Regions from separate parts of the Mus musculus genome. Here region 2 is linked to region 1. The links are chromatin contacts, found by Hi-C or POLR2A ChIA-PET in ENCODE. All regions are on one chromosome and are shown on one strand. The core of a region is the stretch at or near the end of the contact, and the rest is flanking DNA. Distances in the headings are between cores, read along the strand shown. Region 1 holds the start of Mex3b (mex3 RNA binding family member B). Region 2 holds the start of Stard5 (StAR-related lipid transfer (START) domain containing 5).

Evidence for each region. Hi-C counts contacts between places; a loop is a spot of excess contacts on that map. ChIA-PET counts read pairs that join two places held with the same protein, here RNA polymerase II (POLR2A).
Region 2: a map of heart shows a loop between it and region 1 (2.9-fold over the local background). The contact joins the promoter of Stard5 here to the promoter of Mex3b in region 1. A Hi-C loop is called at or near these places in 5 of 37 maps with a recorded cell type or tissue (T-helper 17 cell, heart and regulatory T cell). POLR2A ChIA-PET finds 5 or more read pairs at or near these places in 1 of 5 experiments (Patski).

What each region holds. Positions count from the first base shown.
Region 1 is chr7:82,865,849-82,868,653 of GRCm38, forward strand. Mex3b (mex3 RNA binding family member B) reads left to right here and starts at 1,485. Exons shown (of 2, transcript NM_175366.3): 1 at 1,485-2,079. The coding sequence starts at 1,803. It overlaps Gm36584 (a long non-coding RNA gene), which reads right to left and starts at 1,448. Exons shown (of 5, transcript XR_003946820.1): 1 at 1-1,448.
Region 2 is chr7:83,630,583-83,633,282 of GRCm38, forward strand. It overlaps Stard5 (StAR-related lipid transfer (START) domain containing 5), which reads left to right and starts at 1,435. Exons shown (of 6, transcript NM_023377.4): 1 at 1,435-1,557; 2 at 2,154-2,203; 3 at 2,548-2,680. The coding sequence starts at 1,459. Gm16638 (predicted gene, 16638) reads right to left here and starts at 1,259. Exons shown (of 4, transcript NR_166697.1): 1 at 184-1,259.

The DNA.
Region 1 (2,805 bases), core at 235-2,734:
AGTCGCCTCGGAATCACCAGGAGGCGTCTCTCCCGGCAGACCTTAACAGGATTAGGGAAAGCCTGGACTACTAGCCTGCAGGGCGCAGGGGCGCGGATAAACAGGCGGGCTCCGGGAACAAAGGACGGAGAAGCGGATGCGCTTTGAGCAGGGAAGGGGCGTCCTCCTCTCGCAGGAGGGAGATGCGCCGAGGCCCGAACCCCGCCCCGGCCCGCCCCTCAAAACCTCCTTTCTTTTCGCTTGCGCTCGGAGGCTATCGGTGGAGAAGCCAGGAGGGGGCGCAGTTCGCCTTGGCCGCCCGCTAGTCCTGTCGCACCCTTCCTCCGCCGCCTCCCCCAACCCGAGAAGCGCACAAAGAGCGCCAGGCCCGACCACACACCTCCCGGCGGGGCCGGGCTGGGCGGAGGGCGGGGCCGGCGCGCTCTGGGCTCCTCTCAGGCACTGCGCATGCCTGACCGCAGGGAGGGGCGGGCCTGGGAGCGGCGGGCGCGCACGCCCTCACTGTTCCCGGGCAGTGTAGGGCTGGCGTCCCGGCAGTGGGCGCGCGGCGCTCGTGCGCGTGTGGGAGCCCGCGGGGTCTCAGTCCGCGCGCCAGGCATGTGCGGGACCCTAGAGGTCACCTGCAGCGGTGCGGGTCGGGCCCTTTCTGCAACCGGTTTCTGGTTTTGGCATTCGTTCTTTCAGGGCCACTTGGGCAAAGTGCTACCCAAGGGGACGGAAATGTGAGCGCGCGCGCGAGTGGCAGTGTGGGCGGGCGTGTCTTTTGTGTGGCGTGCGCTCCCGCGCAGGTGGGCAGCTCGCGCCCAGCAGTCACAATACCAATGGGGCCCAGGATCTCGAGCCTTTGGTTCCGCGTCCCAGGGTTGGGCCGCCCTGTGGTACAGATACCTTGTACAGTATACCGTCCACCTAGTGGTCGCGTCGGCTCCAGGGATGCTTTATTTGGGGGCAGTAACGGGACTTTAGAAGGACCGCTCTTTGGAGCTTGGCGGCTGGCATCACAGTTGGGCGCCTTTTCTTCTCAACCTGGAGAGGAAAGAGACTTGAGGACAGTGGTTGTCCTCGGCTGATAGGTACATATAAATGTCCCGAGCCAGCCGGTCCCGCATTAGACAACAAAGAGAGGCGTTCGCGGCGGCGGCGGGGGAGGGGCGCGGCCGGGAGGAGGCCGGGGCGGGCTGCGGCGAGCTCGATGGGGGTGGCGCTGGCTCCGCTCTCTCAGCCCCGGCCTCCGCCCGCCCCCGGCCTGGCGCGCGCCAATCGCCTCCCCCAGCGATAGTGTCAGTAGCATTGTAGTGTCAGCTCCCGCCGGTGACGTTGCGCCTCCCTCGTCCCCCTCCGGAGCCGTCTGGCTGCAGAGGCTCAGTCAAGAGGCGGGTAGGAGAGGAGGAAAAAGCGCTGAGTGAGGGCGGGCGGGAGGGAGGGAGGGAGGGAGTGGAGGAGCCGGGGAGGGGCTCCTTAAAGAAACGCTGCTGTCGCTCGCCTGTTCGCTTTGCGCTCGGCATTGTGGCCAGCCAGCCGGGCACTCGGGGGGCACGCGCGGCCGCCGCTCGAGCTCTGCCCCCACCCCAACCGCCAGCAGATCTGGGGTGGGGACCCAGGCGGGGGCTCTTGCAGCCACTGCCCGGTGCGGATTGCACGCAGAGACCCACTCCTCCGAGCGCCGAAAAACGAGCCACGGAGCCCTCCGCAGCCGACCGGCCTCCCCGCCCCTGACTGCCGGCTTCCCGGCTGCCTTTGTGGCTGCACCTTCTAGCTGCCGAGCAGAGAGCCGGCTGGGGCGCGGCGCGCACGGCGGAGCGATGCCCAGCTCGCTGTTTGCAGACCTGGAGCGCAACGGCAGCGGCGGCGGCGGGGGAGGCGGCGGCGGGGGAGGCGGCGGTGGCAGCGGCGGGGGAGAGACTCTGGATGACCAAAGAGCCCTGCAGCTTGCGCTCGATCAGCTCTCCCTGTTGGGACTGGACAGTGATGAGGGCGCCTCTTTGTACGACAGCGAACCGCGCAAGAAGAGCGTGAACATGACCGAGTGCGTGCCGGTACCCAGTTCCGAACACGTCGCGGAGATCGTAGGGAGGCAAGGTGGGTCCGGCAGGGATGGGGACCGGAGGGGTGTGTAGGATCTCCGCCACCGCCTCACTGTGAGGGCGGGTGCAGGAACGGGAGCTGTGGCGCGGGGGAGCCTTGGGGAGGGAGGAAGAGCCGCGCGATGGGCCGGCGCACTAGACAAAGAAAGTGCAGGCAGGCTGTCTTCCACAGCGGCGCCAGTGCCGCGGCGGGATGCACTTTCTCCTGCTAAAATCACTGCCTTTTCCTCTAGTGCTCCAGACTTAGTCCACTCTAGGAAAGATGTTTAAAATATAATATACTGGGGGAGGGGACCTCTGGTGGTCCTTTGGGAGGGGGCAGTATGGGGGGGGGTCGTCCGAAGGGATGAGGATTCGGGATTTCTGCAAAGCGGAATGGAATAGAGTCCAGGGAAGGAACAATGGGTCCCAGGACTGCCATTCTCTTAACCCCACCCCTAGTCCTCCAGAGTCTAGGGATCGCGGCTTCCCGGGAGCCCCTGGTCTTCAAGGCAATCAGTGTGCTCAGTTGGATACCAGCAGCATCCCCCTAGATGACTTTTCTGGGGTTCTGCGCTTTGCTTGGGACGACTGCAGTTACCGGGGGAGGGCCAGGCAGCCAATGGGCTATTTATTCCTCGAGCGTTTCGAGGACAGAACCGGCGGTCCAGCTCCTAGCGCGGTTCGGGGTCAGCGAGGGAGACGCCCCCTTTCTCTGGTCGCGTGTTCTGCTGCCCAGCTG
Region 2 (2,700 bases), core at 185-2,684, 760 kb after region 1:
TTTGTATCATGGTCATTTATTTTGCCACAAAGCATCTCTCCATGTATGATGCTTTCTTTTTTTGCTTAAGTTTTCTTAACAGTTCTTAACAATTTAAAGCCTTGTTTAAAGAGCCAAACAGTTGACTTTTAGTCAAACCATATCTCAACGTTATCTCGGATTATCATTTATGATTCTACTCACCTTTAAAGTACGGCAGAGTGAACCATCTATTTTATGACTCTCAGAAGAATTCACATGCTCTTCTTCATGGACTCTTCACAGTAGCCCAGGGAGATACATGTTATTATAACATTTCACGTCTGTGAAAATCTCAAAGATGTTTAGAGTCCTGCCCAAACCTACATAGTCAATATTGGGACTGGAGCTCCAGGTGCCCAATTGCTTTCCCAGCCAGCCAGCCCCTCTTTTCTTCCAAAGGGGACTTTCAAGTCACATCCTTCCTTGTCTTTGGAGGAAATAATGGAGAGGTTACAAACAATCAGTTGGAAATAGGCTTGAAGAGGAGAGAACCTGGGCTGCTCTTACAGAGGGGATACCAGTCCACACTCTCCCACGGGCCTGGTTGCCTCTGTGTTCAGAAGTTGCCAATAGTCTGCTTATTTATTTGCCTATTTAATGATGCTGGGATAGGGCACATGCTGGGTGAGCATGCTACTATTGCACTATGTCACTAGCCCTCTTTCTACTTCTTTTATTTTGAGCTGCTGGCCTCATTAAATTTCCCAGGCAGACCTTTAATGAGTGGTCTTCCTGCTTCCATGTCCAGAATCTGGATTATATCTCTCAAGGGAAAGCTGAGGTCTCCACCTGGCGTCAATGCATAGTGCTGTCTGCTGGATATGTATATCTATCAAGAGCTCCCTGGGTGTCTAGAACTAAATAGATCTGACATTGGTTTCAGCTTCTTCCTCCACCCATTCGAAGTTGTCTCTTCCTTTACTCAGAAAAGGCATTTAGCTACTCAAGGGGGAAAAATAAAATAAAATAAAATTGGGAATCGCTTCGGTTTCTGTTATCAGAAGCAGACATTCCTGTGCAGGCCTCCTGAACTGACACTGGTGTGTACCCCTCCTGCCTACCTCCACCTCCGGCCGGCTCCTCCACATTCTCCGGGCCACCCTGCAGAATCCCACTACGAAGTTGTTTGCACGGTTTCACTGGGGGCCGAAAGCACCTCAGCACCAAGGGGTAAACATCCAAACTCCTTAAGCTAGCTGGTTCCTGCCTCTGCCCAAAGCCTGCAGTGGCGGAGAAGGAGCTGCCTGAGACCCGCCCAGAGATGACGCTTACTGCGCAGGGCGGGCCAATATCAAGAAAGGACGGAATTGTCTGAGAGCGAAAACCAATTCAGAAAGAGAGGCGGAGCTCGGGGCGGGGCTCCAGGCTCCGCCCAAGGCCCAGCTTTCCTCCCAGCAGAACCTGTGTGGCACAGCTGGGAGCCTGCACGTTGGCGGAATGGACCCGTCCTGGGCCACGCAAGAGAGTGAGGCGGTGGCAGAGAAGGTGCTCCGGTACCGGCGGGACGCGTCGGGCTGGAAGAAGTGTCGGGAAGGCGTGAGTGAGGGACTGGGCGGGAAAAGGGGTCTGGAGACTGCTCGCAGGGTTTGGAGTCCTCCAAACTCCTAGGCTTCTCCTCTCCCCGAGATTATCCGCACCCTGGACCCCAGAGGTGGGTTGAGAAACTGATTCCACTGCGGGTTGATGCTCTCTGGGACTCCTGGAGGTCTCTGCCCCTTTCATTTCGAAACCCACTCAAGGTCATCTGACTGCTAGGAGGTTAGGATTGGATCTGAAACTCCAAGTACCAAGTCTTTCCTCCGTTCATTGTTGCACAATCCCTCTCCCAGGGAGTGACAGGGAAATAGTTTCCTTCCTTGGCGCTTCTGATTTAAAAAAAAAAAAAAAAAAAAAAAAGCCTTAAATTGCTTGAGAAAACAAAAAGTTCTTGGTGGCATTAAGGCGACTGGAGAGACTCCCACAGCTCCAGGAATCAGCCAGCCAGGATCGCTCTGCTCATCGCCTGCAGTAGGGGGCAGTTACCCCAACTGTGCCAGGAACAGGTTGGGTGACCTTGGGGAATCAAGTCTTGAGATCTCCTCTCCAAGACTTCCTCTAGCTCTAAAATTCTACAATCCTATGCCTTTTGACAGAATGGAGTTTCAATTTCCTGGAGGCCATCTGAGGAGTTTCCAGGGAATCTGTAAGTGCGCACTTTTAACAAAGTCTGTCAGAACCTTACTCCCGTCCTGGTGTCTCTGGGGTTGCATCATGAAAGATACCAATCCGCCCCAGCCTTCTGTGATCACTAGTTACCTTCCAGAAAAGCATTAGCTTGTGTTTTGAATCGTTTCTAGCAAGCTGTGTTCTGTGAGGACTTTGTACCTGTTTGTTTATGCAGGCTAGAGGGGAGATGGGCTAGCATATTTTAGGCCGTTTTCTGTCAGCAAGTCCTAGAACCAGAACAAAAATGTAATAGACCTGAGATAAAATCCTAAGATAAACAAGTTTAATTGACTCGGTGGATCAAATTCCTCTCCATTCTAGGTACCGAGGAGAAGGGATTCTGTGTGGGACACCAGAAGAGGTGTGGGATTGCATAAAGCCAGTTGCTTCGGGCCTCCGGGAGAAGTGGGATGATAATGTGAGCAGCTTTGAAATTGTCCAGAGCATCACGGATGTAAGTGTCTCTGGCTGTGT